Regions from separate parts of the Mus musculus genome. Here region 2 is linked to region 1. Evidence: chromatin loops called from intact Hi-C (ENCODE). Cell type or tissue: heart. All regions are shown on one strand.

Evidence for each region. Hi-C counts contacts between places; a loop is a spot of excess contacts. Peaks named below come from ENCODE experiments on the same cell type or tissue, not always from the same donor. Only the 100,000 strongest peaks of a DNase experiment are listed, where the experiment ranks them.
Region 2: it touches region 1 in a loop (2.3-fold over the local background); 3 of 42 quality-filtered maps call a loop at or near these places.

Annotation. Positions count from the first base shown.
Region 1 is chr4:120,400,352-120,408,351 of GRCm38, reverse strand. It overlaps Scmh1 (sex comb on midleg homolog 1), which reads right to left and starts at 3,004. Exons shown (of 18, transcript NM_001379185.1): 1 at 2,896-3,004. In heart, a CTCF peak has its summit at 3,149; a DNase peak (open chromatin) is centred at 2,791; H3K4me3 peaks cover 3,045 bases; H3K27ac peaks cover 2,840 bases.
Region 2 is chr4:120,467,971-120,475,970 of GRCm38, reverse strand. Scmh1 (sex comb on midleg homolog 1) reads right to left here. Exons shown (of 18, transcript NM_001379185.1): 8 at 7,502-7,736. Among named protein-coding and RNA genes, the nearest start is that of Slfnl1, 60 kb to the left of the region's middle. In heart, no CTCF peak of the experiment used is centred here; no DNase peak of the experiment used is centred here.

The sequences.
Region 1 (8,000 bases):
TTACTTCCATTATTTGTCCCCTGGTCTAACTCAAAAAATTGCTAAATCTAAAAATAAGAATAAAATAAACCCATCTCCAAGTGTTTCCTGTTTCAATTAATGACACCCTCCTCCTATGGTTATCCAAGCCTAAGACCTGAATACAACATGAATTATTCCCTCATACACATAAGACCTCATAAGCTTTCTCAAACTCATTTCTTACTTTTTCATCTCTGTAACCATTTTTAATGTTACTTCAACCATGTCTACTTTTTTTTAAAGTAAGCCTTCAGTGATTAAAGAACATCCCCCACTGAATTAATTTCACAATATTTATATATACAAGGTCCACCATGACACAGTCTTTGCCTGGCTGGACCTTCATAATTTACTATATTTTATCTCTACCGTTACATTATTGGCAGTCACAAAGTGTTGTGGGTTTTGTGGGGGTCAATCCTTTTCTCTTACTTTTCCTTTATTTGTTCTATTTTCTCTAAGGCATATTCTACTCCTCTTGGCCCCCTCATCACCAGAGCCTAGGCTCATCCCTCCCCATAGCCTTCCCTCAAAGCCTGGCTAGTTCAAAAGCCCTCACTCTCCATGCAGTGCTTAACTTTTATTGAGCTAGCCTGTGTAAGCACCACATTGGTCCAGCTCCACAATGTTACAAATGTCCCACTTATCTGTGTGTCCAGTCTACACCATACATAACTCAATGCCTGACACATGGTAGTATATAAGTATAAAGGTTACAATACAGCAAGTTTAAATTTCATTGTAATGTTCATATCAGAGTTTTCCCAGTTTTGAATCCTTACCCTGGAGGGTGCAGTTCTGTACAGAATGGCACCATATAATTCTTTAACAAGTTACACAAAAGTGAAACAGTATTTGCACAAACTAACATTCCAGAAATTAAAATCTGACATGTGTGGAGCTGGTGAGATAGCTCAATGTTTAAGATCATGTATCTCTCTTCCAGAGGAACCAAGCCTAGCTCTTAGCACCCAACTGTTATCTTACAACTCTCTATAACTCCAGTTGTAGAGAAATCTTATTCCTCTAGCCTCCATGGGCGCGCGCGCACACACACACACACACAATTAAAAAGCAACACCTTTAAAATTTTGACTTATGTGCTACAAACTTAAAAACCACTAACCAATTCAAAAAACAAAGACATAAGTACAAAGATAAACACAGTTCTGACTGCTGGTATGCGCTTGCCTTAGTTACAAAAACAGTGAAACTTTGCTCAGATCTTGAATGAGGTCCCAGCCACAGATCTTAGCATTTTATCTACAAAGCCATCACTTCCCTAATGGGCTTAAGAAATTACTTGTTTGCAGGGATGCTTAGGCAAAGGTCTAAAAAACTAATAAAAGATCCGTTTTAAGTACTTTAACCCTACGTACCACCAAGGCTAAGAATTAAACTTTAAAAAAAAAAAAAGGAAAAAAAAGGAATGCTTTTTTAATGAGCAACAGAAAGTGTTTTTTTCACAGCAAGTTGAGGCCTTCTGCTGGCAGGGAAAAAAAGCAGAGTTCATTGTCATAAGGCAGTTCTCTCTCCAAGCAAATATTAAATTGCAGTTTGGCACCAATCTAGGTCTCAGTCCTTTTTAGAGCAAAAATAATAAGCTCTTTTATCTGCATGATATATTACACTGTACAATCTTTTGATATACATTAGCTCACTTGATGAAGTGTTCAATTTTTCAAAGGAAGAGAAACCACAAAACAGGATGATCTCTTTTAGCTTGGGGGAACACATGCTACTACTATACAGCTTTTCCCTCTCCCCTCCCTACCCCCACCCGCTAAGTTCAACGCAGTACGAAAATGAGGAAGGGAGAGTACTTTTTATTTAAGGTCAGTCCTTTAGGGTCAAAGCTCTTCCCTTAGAAATGATTGAGCTTGGTCTCTCTGCTCACAAGAAGCTCTTCTGTGGGGGCAATATGGGCAAACCAGTGCTCATCAAAGGAGCGGATCAAAGACCAGAGTAAAGAAAAAGACTAAAGGAATTGGGAGTTAGCCAAAATAAGACTCAGGGGACACGATTACTATCTTCACTCTTAACAGCTGCCCAAGAGGAAACGAAGCAGAAAGACGAGAGACAGCCGTTCCTTTCTACCTATAACCAAATCCATCCAGGACCAGACTGGACGGCCTTACTTTAGAAAGGTTATTAGGACTAGGACGGAGAGCCGTCCTAAAAGGTTCGCCAAATTATTAGGGTATTATTTGGAATTTTTAAAGATAACTTCCTTCCCGAATAGGATAAGAGTAGGGGGAGCCTGGATGACTCTCAGATCTCTTCGCTTTGGGGTATGTTTTGGGGTTCACCTATCTACTAGGGAACTCCTTCCCCTGCTGTGCTCTAAGGTTGTCCGCCGTTCCCTGTCTCAGGTTCGAAACCTTCTGTAGCCGCCGGGTGTTTGCCCGGCTCCAGGCAGGTGACACAAGTGAGTCTCCCCCACCCCGCCCCCAGCCCCGGGACCCCTGAAGAAAGCTCCAAGCCCACTGTGTTCACGACCCCCGGTGCTCCGCTGCTGGGACCCAGGCGAATCTCTCTGGCGACGCGTCCCAGCAGCCCGAAAGAGCCCCCGCACTGGGCCCGAGCCAGGCTTCCCGGTTCCGCCCCAAGCCCTGCTCCCCGCTCGGAAGGGGCCCTGTGCGGGGACTCGCGCGCCGCGCCCCCGACCGACCCCGACGCGTCAGGCCGCCGCCGGACACTGGGCCCGAGCAGATGCGGCGCAGGCCGCCGGGGTTCTGGCCGGGTTGACACGGCCGCCGGAGGGCCGCGGACACAGACACCAGGGTCACCGGGCGGGGACTCGCTCCAGCCCGTGGCCGTAAGGCGGGCCTTGAGGGGCCCGGACCGGGCCGGGGGTGGCAGTGAGGCGCTTACCTGAGGGCGACAGCGGCGCGGGGCGCGGGCGGCTCACTCCCATCCAGCCGCCATGTTTCCGCTGCGCAGGGAGCGAGCGAGGACGCCGGCAGGGGCGGGCGACGGCTCTGGAGAGCGGCTCGGCTGAGGCGGCGGCGGGAGGCGGGGGGCTCCACCGAGGCGGCGGCGGCGGCGGCGGCGGCGGCCGAGGGGCGGGGGGCGGGGGCGAGAGCTGCCCAGCCCCGCCCGCCAGAGACTCCTGCCGCGAGGTGGCGCGCGCCGCGGCCGTTGGGTTCTCTCGCGCGCGCGCGCGGGGCGGCGGGAAGGGGCGACCCCTCGCGCCTTCCCCCCGCCTCGCGACCGCCAGCCCTAAAAAAAAAAAAAAAAAAAAAAAAAAAAAAAAAAAAGCCGCGACCCACTGGATTGCTCGCGTCTCCCAGACAAGTGAATGACGTCCTCTGAGGTCCCAGGTTCGAATCCCGTCGGCCCTCAGCCCCCACCCAGCTGGTGGCCGGCTGTGGAGTAATCTTAAAAGAGTTCCTTCGCACCTTTAGTCTTTCCAATGCGCAGGCGGGAGGAAAACTACTATGAGGAGAAAACCAGTGCGCCCCAAAAGGTGCAACAAGACTAACAAAAGCAGGCCTTCACTTTTGCCCCGTAGTAGGCTTTGAATGTTAGCGTGCTAGGTACTACAGTGGCTAGGGTCCTTCCAATGATGCTACCCCACCCCACACACAATTGTGTCTCAAGAACGTTATGTTTTAGCCCGCGGAAACTGAAGTTCATGGGGGTGGGGGGGAGAGCTACGTCTCCAAGATCACACAATTTTACTGGCTGTGCTCTTGCCTGGAGGTCAGGTGTTAAGGGAAATGCTGGTTGATTTTTATCAGCCTGAAACAAATCTACTCTTATCTCAGAAGGTGGAATCTCAGTTGCATAACAGTCTCCATCAGAATGGCCTATAGGCAAAGTCTGGGTGGGCATTTTCTTGTCTAATGATTGATGTGGGAGGTGCTACCCCTGGGCAGAGGTGGTCCTAGGTGGTATAAAGAGAGGCCAATAAAGGATGTTGCTCCATAGCCTAGCTTCATTTCCTGTCTCCCTGTTGCTGTTCTCACCTCCCTCAGAGATGAACAATGTTGTGGAAGTGTAAGCCAAATAAACCATTTCCTCTCCCAGGTTGCTTTTGGTAGGGGTCTTTATCACAGCTATGGAACTCACACCAGAACCAGAGAGTTCCGGGAAAGCAGCCCTTACTTAGCCCGAAGCTCATTCAATCTGGTTCCTAGAGGAAGCTGCAAAGAAAGGCTTCTCAGGATGAGGAGAGACTGAGAGCAAAGGTGTGGCAGGGATGGCTATCAAGAGTCTGAGAGGCTCTGGGAATCTGGTGGTGATGCTGTTAATGTTAGAGAATGAAGGGAAGCCAAAGCACGGCAGATCCTTGCACATCTACACTAGAACTTCAATTTTTTTTCCTCTCTCTCTTCTATTGGATATTTTCCTTATTACATTTCAAACGTTATCCCCTTTCCAGGTCTCCCCTCCAAAAACCCCCTATCCTATCCCTGCTCCCCCAGCCTCTATGAGGGTGCTCCCCCACCCACCCACACACTCAATGCCTTCCCTCCTTGACATTCCACGACACTGAGGGATCAAACCCCTAAGGCCCAAGGGCCGCTCCTCCCACTGATGTCCAACGAGGCTATCCTCTGCCACATATATGGCCGGAGCCATGGGTCCCTCCCTGTATACTCTTTGGTTGGTGATCCAGTCCCCGGGAGCTGGGGGGGGAGGGGTCTGGCCAGTTGACACTGTTGCTCCCCCCATAGGGCTACAAACCCCCTCAGTTCCTTCAGTCCCTTCTCCAATTCCTTCATTGGGGACCCCATGCTCAGTCCAATAGTTGGCTGCAAGCATCTGCCTCTGTATCTGTCAGGCTTTGGCAGAGCGTCTCAGGAGACAGCCATATCAGGCTCCAGTCAGCAAGCACTTTCTAGCATCTGCAATAGCGTCTGGGTTTGGCAACTGTATACGGGATAGATTCCCAAGTGGGGCAGTCTCTGGATGGACCTTCCTTCTCCCTGTACAAAGTTCAAGTCCAAGTGGATCAAGGACCTCTACAGAAAACCAGATACCCTGGATCTAATAGAAGAGAAAGTGGGGAAGAACCTCGAACACATGGGCACAGGGGAAACATTCCTGAACACCAATATTTATGCTCTAAGATCAAGAATTGAAAATGGGACCTCATAAGATTGCAAGGCTTGCCAGGCGATGGTGGCATGCCTTAAACTCAGCACTTGGGAAGCAGAGGCAGGTAGATCTCTGTGTTCGAGGCCAGCCTGGTCTACAGAGTGAGTTCCAGGACAGCCAGGGCTACACAGAGAAACCCTGTCTCAAAAAACAAAAAAACAAAACAAAACAAAAAACAAACAAACAAAAAGAAGATTGCAAGACTTCTGTAAGGCAAACCACAATAGGTCAAAACAGCAACCAATAGGTTGGGAAAAGATCTTTACCAATCCTACATAGAGGGCTAATATCCAATATATACAAGGAACTCAAGAAGTTAGACTCCAGAGAACCAAAGAACCCTATTTAAAAATGGGGAACAGGGCTAAACAGAATTCTCAACTGAGGAAAATCGAATGGCTGAGAAGCACCTAAAGAAATGTTCAACATCCTTAGTCATCAGGAAAATGCAAATCAAAACAACTCAGATTCCATCTCACACCAGTCAGAATGGCTAAGATCAAAAACTCAGGTGACAGCAGATGCTAGCAAGGATGTGGAGAAAGAGGAACATTCCTCCATTGCTGGTGGGATTGCAAACTGGTACAACCACTCTGGAAATCAATCTGGTAATTCCTCAGAAAATTGGACATAGTACTACCTGAGGGCCCAGCTATACCATTCCTGGGCATATACCCAGAAGATGTTCCAACATGTAATAAGGACACATGCTCCACTATGTTCATAGCAGCCTTATTTATAATAGCTAGATGCTGGAAACAACCCAAATGCCCCTCAACAGAAGAATGGATATAGAAAATGTGTTACATTTACACAATGGAGCACTACTCAGCTATTAAAAACAATGACTTCATGAAATTCACAGGTAAATGGATGAAACTTGAAAATACCACCCTGAGTGAGATAACCCAATCACAAAAGAACACACATGGTATGTACTCACTGATAAGTGGATATTAGCCCAAAAGTTCAGTATACCCAAGATATGATTCACAGACCATATGAAGCTCAAGAAGAAGGAAGATCAAAGTGTGGATGCTTCAGTGCTTCTTAGAAGGGGGAACAAAATTTCACAGGAGGAAATATGGAGACAAAGTGTGACACAGAAACTGAAGGAAAGGCCATCCAAATTGGTTTTTTTTTTTTTTTTGAGTCCATGGTAATATGCACTTTGAGCCTCAGGGTGCCCCTAAGGTCCTTTCAGGGGTCAGTGAACTGAGGTGTCCTTTTCTTAATAATGCTTTGTTGGAAAAAAGAATAATAATGCCTTGTTGGGAGCACAGCGTGAAGATTCCTGTGCCCACAGCTCTTCAGGAAAATGAGAACTGTTAAGCCAGTAAGCAGCATCTCTCTATGGCCTCTGCACTGGCTCTTGCCTCCTGGTCCCTTGCTTGCTTGAGTTCCTGCCCTGACTCCCCTCAATAATGGGCTGTTTCTCCCCAAGTTGCTGTGACCATGGTGCATATACCATCACAGGACAAGTAATCCACATTTACCAGGAACCCACTGAGTAGCCTGCGATGAAAAGTCTGAGGGACTATGTGTTGGGGTGCTGAGAAGGCTCCCATGGTGTGGTGGAGCAGAGCAGTTGGTTACAAAGTATGAGGCTGACCTCGCCAGACCCGCCTTCTGTTTCCTTCACTTTCAAGTGTGTTGGCACTCCCAACACTTGAGAGCTTGAGACAGAAAATCCCCAGCTCAAGTCCAGCCTGGGCTACATAGTGAGACCCTGCTTCAAACACAAAACAATAATACAAAGAGTAGAAAGCTCCTCCCTTGGGGAATATCAAATGCCTGTCTCAAGTTGTTGAAAGGTTTACCGCAGAGCATTTGGCTTCTATCACCAGCCCTTCGCTCAGACTTGCTCATTTTCAGCTCCATTCCTGCTCAACAGTTCCGAATGGAGCCCATCAGCTTCACAGGTTAAGGAGTAAAGTAAACGTTCTCGGTCTTAGTCCAGCACTTCAGCCAATGGCACTGCTAAACTGACAGCCATCTAGGGCTAAAACTATGGTTAGTCTCCTTTCTGCCACAGTGACAGCGTGCCTGAGAGAAATCAAAGGCGTGTTTGGCCAATTCAGAGGTTTCCATGCGTTGTTCCTTCACTTGGCTAACCGTGTGTTCCATGCATGTATGTGTTCACATGTATGTGTATGTGCCTGTGAGTACCCGTAGAGGCCAGAGGTTGACATCCAATGTCTTTTTCTATTGCTTTTTATCGTATTCATTGAGCCTAGACATCACTAGTTAGCTGGCTAGTCTGTGATACCCGGGGATCTGACTGTCCTTACTCCCCCAGCCCCGTGTTGGGATTACAGATGTAGATCAGCAACTGTACCAAGGTTTCACGTGAGTGCTTCATGATTTTGCAGCCAGCACTTTACCCACTGGCCATCTTGCTAGTCTCTACCCATTCACTTTTATATGTGTGGTAAGGAAGCAATAAGAGACTCATTTTTATAGCAAAGGCCTTCTTCCCAGACCCATTAAGTTATGAATCTGTCTATTGATTTATCCACTCATGAGGTTAGATCCTTCATAATCCAATCACCTCCCAAAATGTCCCACCTCTGAACACTATACTGAGGACCAAGCCTTCAACACATTAACTTTTAGGAGACATTTAAGATGCAAACCATAGTAGTGGTTTTGAAATGACTTCCTTTACTTAGCCAAGTCCAATAAAGTAGCTATAGGGGTTGTAACCTAAATCCAGATTGTGTTCTCTCCAACTTGCCGCCCACAGCTGCCAGATCCTGGCAGTGTGTCTCCTAGTTCATAAAACTTAATAAGACCTCATTAGCAACGGGCCACAATCCAAACTTCTCAGCCTGGCATTCAAGGCTCTCCATGGTATAACCACAGTCTTCCTT
Region 2 (8,000 bases), 68 kb before region 1:
ATTTAAGGCACTATGATAAAAACCTCTTCTCTCTAATATTTTGATTGTTTTTCTTCAATAAAAATTTACAAATTTCTATAAAGTTCAATAAACAATCGAAACAATCGATGTATCCTTGGAAAAAAATCTCTCCACTGATCCTGAAAGCTATATAGCAAAGAAAATGATTGAACAACAATATAGACCACACACAGAGTTCCTTTCACATTGCATAGCACATACCTATCAGATGGTAGCCAACGTTGCTGAGAAAGCAGTTTATTCTATCCTGTTTAGTTCTGCTTAGAGCAGAACTAAATTTGGACAGTGGAACCTTCAGGGGTGATTTACAGGCTCTGTCTGTTTTACTACCCAAATTCTGACTTTACCAATCTAAAACCTAGATAAAGAAATTACTTAAAGCTCCCTAGTGATTTTAGCAGATATCCAAGTTTTAGACCGACTGCTCCAGAAGCACTGTTTAAACACAATATTGAGAAGAATGGGTCAATAATAGTAGTTCTGAGGGAAGGTTGCCATCTTTGAGCCATGTAGTCTATGAAGAAAGGATACAAAAAAATGTGATTCATTTACACAATGGAATACTACTCAGCTATTAAAACGAGATCATGAAGTTTGCAGGCAAATGGATGGACATCAGTATGTATGTACTCACTGATAAGTGGGTATTAGCCAAAAAGTACAGAATACCTAGGATTCAACCTACAGACCATAAGAAGTGTAACAAGCAGAAATGCCAAGTGAGGAGGCTTCAATCCCACTTAGAAAGGGGAAGGAGGGCTGGTGAGATGGCTCAGTGGGTTAGAGCACCCGGCTGCTCTTCCGAAGGTCCAGAGTTCAAATCCCAGCAACCACATGGTGGCTCACAACCATCCGTAATGAGATCTGACTCCCTCTTCTGGAGTGTCTGAAGACAGCTACAATGTACTTACATATAATAAATAAATAAATCTTTAAAAAAAAAAAAAGAATCTCTTAAAAAAAAAAAGGGGGGGAAGGAAATAATCATGGGAGGTGGAGGGAGGGAGGGACCTGAATGGGAGAGGAAAGGGGAAGGGGAAAAGGGGGGACAGGAGAGAAGCCCAGAGGGTCAAGAGAAGGAATGGAAACAAGCAGCCTTGGGGAATGGGAGGCAGGGGGACCCTTTAGAAAGTACCAGAGACCCAGGAGGTGAGACACTCTCAGGACTCATTAGGAGTGACCTTAACCAAAATGTCTAGCATTGGGGAGAGGGAACTCAAAGAGTCTACCTCCAGTAGATAGACAGGACCTCAAGTGTAGGGCCAGGGTTAACTATAAGACACAGTCAAAATTTCTGACTCAGAATTGTTCCTGTCTAAAAGAACTGCAGGGACAAAAATGGAGAAGAGACTGAAGGAAAGACAGTCCAACTTAGTATCCATCTCATGGGGGGGGACAACAAGGCCTGACACTACTATGCTATGATGTGCTTATAGACAGGAACCATGAGAGAGACCTACTAGCAGCTGACTATGACAGAAGCATTGGACTCAAGGCAGAGACCCCTATGATTGAATTGGGGGAAGGATTGAAGAAGTTGAAAAGGAGAGTGACCCCATAGAAGACCAGCAGTCTCAACTTACCCAGAACCCAGGGACTGAGCCACCAACCAGGCAGCATACATGGGCTGGTCTGAGGCCCCTGGCACAAATAATAGCAGAGGTTTCCCTGATCTGTCTCCTACAGAGGACTTAGAGAAAGGACTAAAGGAGCTGAAGGGGTTTCCAACCCCATAAGAACAACAACAATATCAACCAACCAGAGCCCCTCCCCCCCCCCAGCTCCCTGGGATGAACAACATCCAAGGAGTACTCATAGAAGGACCCATGGCTCCAGCTGCATATGTACCAGAGGATGACCTTGTCGGCCATCAATGGGAGGAGAGGCTCTTGGTCCTGTGAAGGCTCGATGCCCCAGTGTAGGGGAATGCGAGGGCAGGGAGGCAAGAGTGGGTGGGTGGGTTGGGGAACATCCTCATAGAAGCAGGGGGATGGAATAGAGGGTTTAGGGAACAGAAACTGGGAAAAGGGTTAACATTTGAAATGTAAATAAAGAAAATATCCAATTAAAGAAAAGACTTGGTCTTTTCTCCTCCTCCTCCTCTTCCTTTTCTTCTTCCTTTCTCTTCCTCCTTCATATTTAGTAGTTTTTGCTAGAATAATGTTTCAGAGTTGACCAATCTGAAGTACACTTCCCAGAAAGTGAAAAATAGCCCCTTGGGCTGGAGAGATGGCTCAGCAGCTAAGAGCACTGACTGCTCTTCCGGAGGTCCAGAGTTCAAATCCTAGCAACCACATGGTGGCTCACAACCATCCGTAATGAGATCTGACACCCTTTTCTGGTGTGTCTGAAGACAGCTACAGTGTACTTACATATAATAAATAAATAAATCATTAAAAAAAGAAAGAAAAATAGCCCCCTTAAACATAGATTTAGGTCTCTTTTTTTCTTTAAATTTATTTTAAACCTTTATTTTGTTCTGCTTTGTCTGTCAAACAAACCCCCCCATACAGATGCACAGGGTGGATCTTTGTGGGCCATGTTCTAGGTTTCATATGTCCTTCCATGAGATTTTACCTTTCCAGTCCATCTTACTCTCTTGGATGTTTTTCCTTCTCTCCTCAACATTCCTTTAGTGTTTTCATTTGGATCTGTTGTCTCATTGGCCATCTTGGAACTGAAGTTTTAATTGAGGTGATTTTGATTCATCAATGTTTTCCAAGTTTGGACAATCCTGTTTCACATTTTCTAGCACACATTTCTAGCGTGATTTTCACTGTGCGTCAAGGTATTTTTCTCCACCTGTCAGGACTTGTTTAACTCAAGTTAGGTTGTTGTGCAAGTTTCTTTCTGATTAGTCATTGGTTTTGGCAACAAGATTTTCAGTAACTGAAGTAGTTTCATTCTCATCTCTTTTTCTTACTTTTTATGGAGGTTGACTGATTATTTTCAAGTGTCTAGTTTTCCTAGATCAATAAAATCCAGAGGTTCTATTTTGGCAGGGAACTTAAGTTTCTGAGTTGCCATAATGAAATGTAATTTCTTTAGAAGACAGACTTCTTTGGAAAGAGATGAGGAGATTGGGATGTCTTTTGATTTTTATTCTCTTATGTTCTACATAGACTTGAATTCCACTCTATTTCCTTCTTCCCTGTTGTAACACTAAGTCTCCTTTCCCACAACAGTGTTTTTTCTCCCCAATATTGTTCTCCTTTTTCTAGTCTTTCATACTACTAGCTCAGACCCTCCTGCTTCATGATGTAGTAGCATATAACTGAGTCCACTGAGTCTCAGCTTTATTTTGAATATCTCCTGCTCTATATGGGTCTTTTTCTTTCTAGGCTATGTTAGATCTCCAGTGCTCTTCTTTTCTGCCTGAATAAGAATACCATCTGGCCTCTGATGGTATCAGAGCTTCATATTCTTATGAAAATGTAGCTTAATTTGTTGTATTTTTTTGTTATTGTTGTTGTTGTTGTTTTGAGACAGAGTTTCTTTGTGTAGCCCTGGCTGTCCTGGAACTCACTCTGTAGAGCAGGCTGGCCTCAAACTCAGAAATCTGCCTGCCTCTGCCTCCCAAGTACTGGGATTAAAGGCGTGTGCCACCATGCCCAGCAATTTGTTGTATTCTTAACTCAAAGTTATATTTAAGTATGAGTTGGCAATGGTTTGATTTGTTTTCTTTTATTTTTTAAAATTTTCTTTAGTTTATGTAGATGAGTACACTGTAGCTGTACTGACGGTTGTGAACCATCATGTGGTTGCTGAGAATTTGAATTTAGGCCCTCTGCTTGTTCTGGTCAGCCCCACTCCCTTCGGCTTAAAGATTTACTTATTATCATATCTAAGTACACTGAAACTGTCTTTAGACACACCAGAAGAGGGCGCCAGATCTCATTACAGATGGTTGAGAGCCACCATGTGGTTGCTGGGATTTGAACTCAGGACCTTCAGAAGAGCAGTCAGTGCTCTTAACCACTGAGCCATCTCTCCAGCCCTGTTTTCTTTTTTGATATATAGGTTTATAAGATTTTTTTTAAAGATTTATTTATTATTATATCTAAGTACACTGTAGTTGTCTTCAGATGCACCAGAAGAGGGCGTCAGATCTCATTACAGATGGTTGTGAGCCACCATGTAGTTGCTGGGATTTGAACTCAGGACCTTTGGAAGAGCAGTCTGTGCTCTTAACCACTGAGCCATCTCTCCAGCTCTTGTAGAGACACTGTTCCTTTTTTTTTTTTTTTTTAAAGGAAATTTAATGTTATATGTAAGTACACTGTAGCTGTCTTCAGGCACACCAGAAGAGGGTGTCAGATCTCATTACAGATGGTTGTGAGCCACCATGTGGTTGCATGGGATTTGAACTCAGGACCTCTGGAAGAGCAGTCAGTGCTCTTAACCACTGAGCCATCTCTCCAGCCCTGTTTTCTTTTTTGATATATAGGCTTATAAGAATTTTTTTATTACTTTACATATACTCATTATTATCACTGAGTATATAGTTTTAATAATCTCTGAAAATGTTTCTATTCTATTGTTTGTTTTGAGACACAGCCTCATGAATCCCAGGCTGGCCTTGAAATCATTATGCAGACAAGGGTGACCTTGAACTTCTGGTTCTTTTACCTCCATCTCCTGAGTGCTGGGATTATAAATATGAACAACCATACTCAGCTTATTCAGTGCTTGGGGTTGAACCCAAGGTTCTCAGTCTCACACATGCTAGTTAATCTCTCTATCAACTAAGCTACATTCTCTGTATTAAAGAGTTTCTTTTTTGTTGTTGTTGTTGGGTTGAGAACTGAACCCTAGAGCTTCATACCCTAGGGCAGGCAAGTGAGAAGTAAGCTACCACTGAGTTGTATTCCCAGTCCACACAATAGCTGCCTTTTGTTATTGCTGTTTTGTTGTTATTGTTTTGAAGTGCTGGAGATTCATGTATGCAAGACAAGCATTCTACCAACTATCCCCAGCAACATGCTTCTAAATTGCCATCCAAAAGTAGCACAATAAAATAGCAAATAGCACTGTGCAACTGGAAGAGGCAGTAGGAATAATTCTATTTCACTGTAAAGTTATCTTTAGGACATCCCAGTACACAAAAAAGACAAAGCTAAGACAAGTTTGTAAAGTATGCTATCTTTTATAGGCATACATGTAATGTATATGCATCACATAATTAACAAAAAAAAAATATATATATACACACACACACACATACTCTTATTACTCTTTCTTCTGGCACAAATATATTCATTTTAATATGTAACAGTTATATATGTGTACACACACACACACACACATATACCTAAATATATTTTTTATATTTTTGTTTGCATTTATTTATTTTTAAAGATTTATTTATTTATTATATGTAAGTACACTGTAGCTATCTTCTGACACTCCAGAAGAGGGCGTCAGATATCATTACGGATGGTTGTGAGCTACCATGTGGTTGCTGGAATCTGAACTCAGGACCTCCAGAAGAGCAGTCAGTGCTTTTAACCACCGAGCCATCTCTCCAGCTCCCCACCCCCCCTTTTTAAAGATTTTTTTGGTTTGCTTTTTTTTTTTTTTTTGGTTTTTCGAGACAGGGTTTCTCTGTATAGCCCTGGCTGTCCTGGAGCTCACTTTGTAGACCAGGCTGGCCTCGAACTCAGAAATCTGCCTGCCTATGCCTCCCGAGTGCTGGGATTAAAGACGTGCGCCACCACACCCGGCTTTGGTTTGCTTTTATATTACTTTTTCAGTGTCAGGTACTGTATCCAGGATCTTGTGCATGCTATGCAAGTGGTCTATCTCTGAACTATATCCAAAGTCTGTGGCTATAGTTTTTGAATGAAAAATAAACAATAAAGTTAAAGAAAGTGGTAGCCTATTCAAAAAGGAAAAACAACACTGAGAGGAATTTTTGATACTTTGTTTCATAAACTTTACTTTAAAATGAACATACTTATATATTTGCAAACCCAGTTAATTAAAAAGTAAGTTCACGCCTACACTTAAATGAAATTCTTAAGTTAGTGACAGAGCCACCCAAAAAGAAATTAATCCAAATAACTATATTGTCTTTATACCAACCAACCTTATTCAAAGAAAATCAAGATGAGAAAGGACAGAGGAAAAGAGGGAGAGAAGAAGAGGAAGAAATATAGAAGAGGATGTGAAGAGAGGAAAGGATATGAGAGAGATGGAGGAAGAGGAGGAGGATGGAAAGAAAGGAGGTAAGAGAGGGAGGAAAAGATAAACAGAAGTAGTGAGGAGCTCAAAGGAGTATGAAAGGAGACAGACCAGGGAAGATACAGAAAGTAAAGGTGGTGTGACAAGAGCAAATTCTAAATAACAAATAGTTAATAGTATTAACAAATAACCCTGGCTTATTTCACACCTTTAATTTCAGCACTCAGTAGGCAGAGGCAGGTAGGTCTCTGAATCTGAGGCCAGGCTGGTCTACAGATCATGTTCCAGGGCTACACAGAGAAAACTGTTTCAAAATAAAAAAAAATGAATTTATTTATTAAATGTGATAATGTGACATAGCTATGTTTTAAAAATATTCTTGCCTATAAGAGAGACATGCTGTTTCATGATAAGGTGACACTATATTGTACTTAGGACAGAAACAACCAAGTACAGGTAAAATAGAGTACACAATGATAATTGTAACAACAGAAGACAGACTGACATAATTGTGTTGTTTTCTTTACTTCTGTACATACTTGAAAGTTTCTCACATAATTTTTTTACATGGAAGAAAATGTTAAAACTCTTTCAAATGATACATAATCCCTGAGCACAGTTAATATATAGCTCAGCATCCTGAAAGGAACATGTCCCAGAGCCCATAACTTATCACTCCATCTTATGAAGACTCACCACAATTAATAGTTAACTGTCAGTAACTGATGAGGTGGCTTGATTTTCTCAGGTACCAAGAAAACAAAAAGAATGACTATGATCTAAAGGAGAAGTGTAACTATTAGTTTAACTAAAAGAATAGATGAATCCTTAATGAGAAAATTCCAATGGCCAAGTAAGAACTGGGAGAGAAGAACTGGGGGAGAGGACCAGGTATCCTTTCTTCCAGGTGAATTTTCTCTCTCATCTTTTTTTGGATTTGATAAGAGCTTTATGCTCCCTCTGTCTGTCTGTCTATCTGTCTGTCTCTCACCTCTATGTTTTTGAGGTAGGTTAGATGGAGCAATCCCCTTCTGTTCTCTCAGGACCCATGAGCACTGGCACAAATGGGAAGAGCATGGTCTCTTGTTAAGTTAACCAGGGTGTGTGAGGACTATAACCCTGCACTAAGGTAAAGATAAGTCACTTTATTTTAGGTGGCCTTTCAGGGGAACTACTCTATGAAAAAAAAAAAAAAAAAGAAAAGAGTAGGGATGTGTTCCAGACTTTTCCATAATACGATGTATACTTTTTGGAAGCTAGCCAATTGGCCAGGGAGAGCAGGGCTCTAGATACTCACCTAGAGGGGGCTGCAGCATCCCGCCATTCTTCTCACAGTTTCCAATTGGCTGGATTTCAGAGGAGTCAACCAGTCTCCAGAAGTCATTCTTGTTGTCACTGCCATCAAGGCGCAGACGAAGTCGGGCACCTGTCAATCCAACGACCGTGGCAATACAGGTGGATGTGGTGTTCCTGGGATCCTGTGCTTCCAATTTCATGCTGATCTTGAACTCATTACTTGGAGGTGTGTAGGACTGAGGAGAACAAGGCAAGGGAATTAGGCAGACTACGGATAAACTGCATGTCAATAGGAATGCTAGGGAGGTAGAACTTGAAAAAAACAAGCATTTGGATTCAAACTGGCTATACACTTGGGGCAGGGACAACCAGCCTTGCTTATTCCCTAACATTTAAGAAAGGTTTTACACAAATGAAGCATGAGAAAATACAATGAAGGAAAAAAGTTACTTTCCTGTGACGTATCAAGTATCTACTCATTACCAGTATAAGAAATGGTA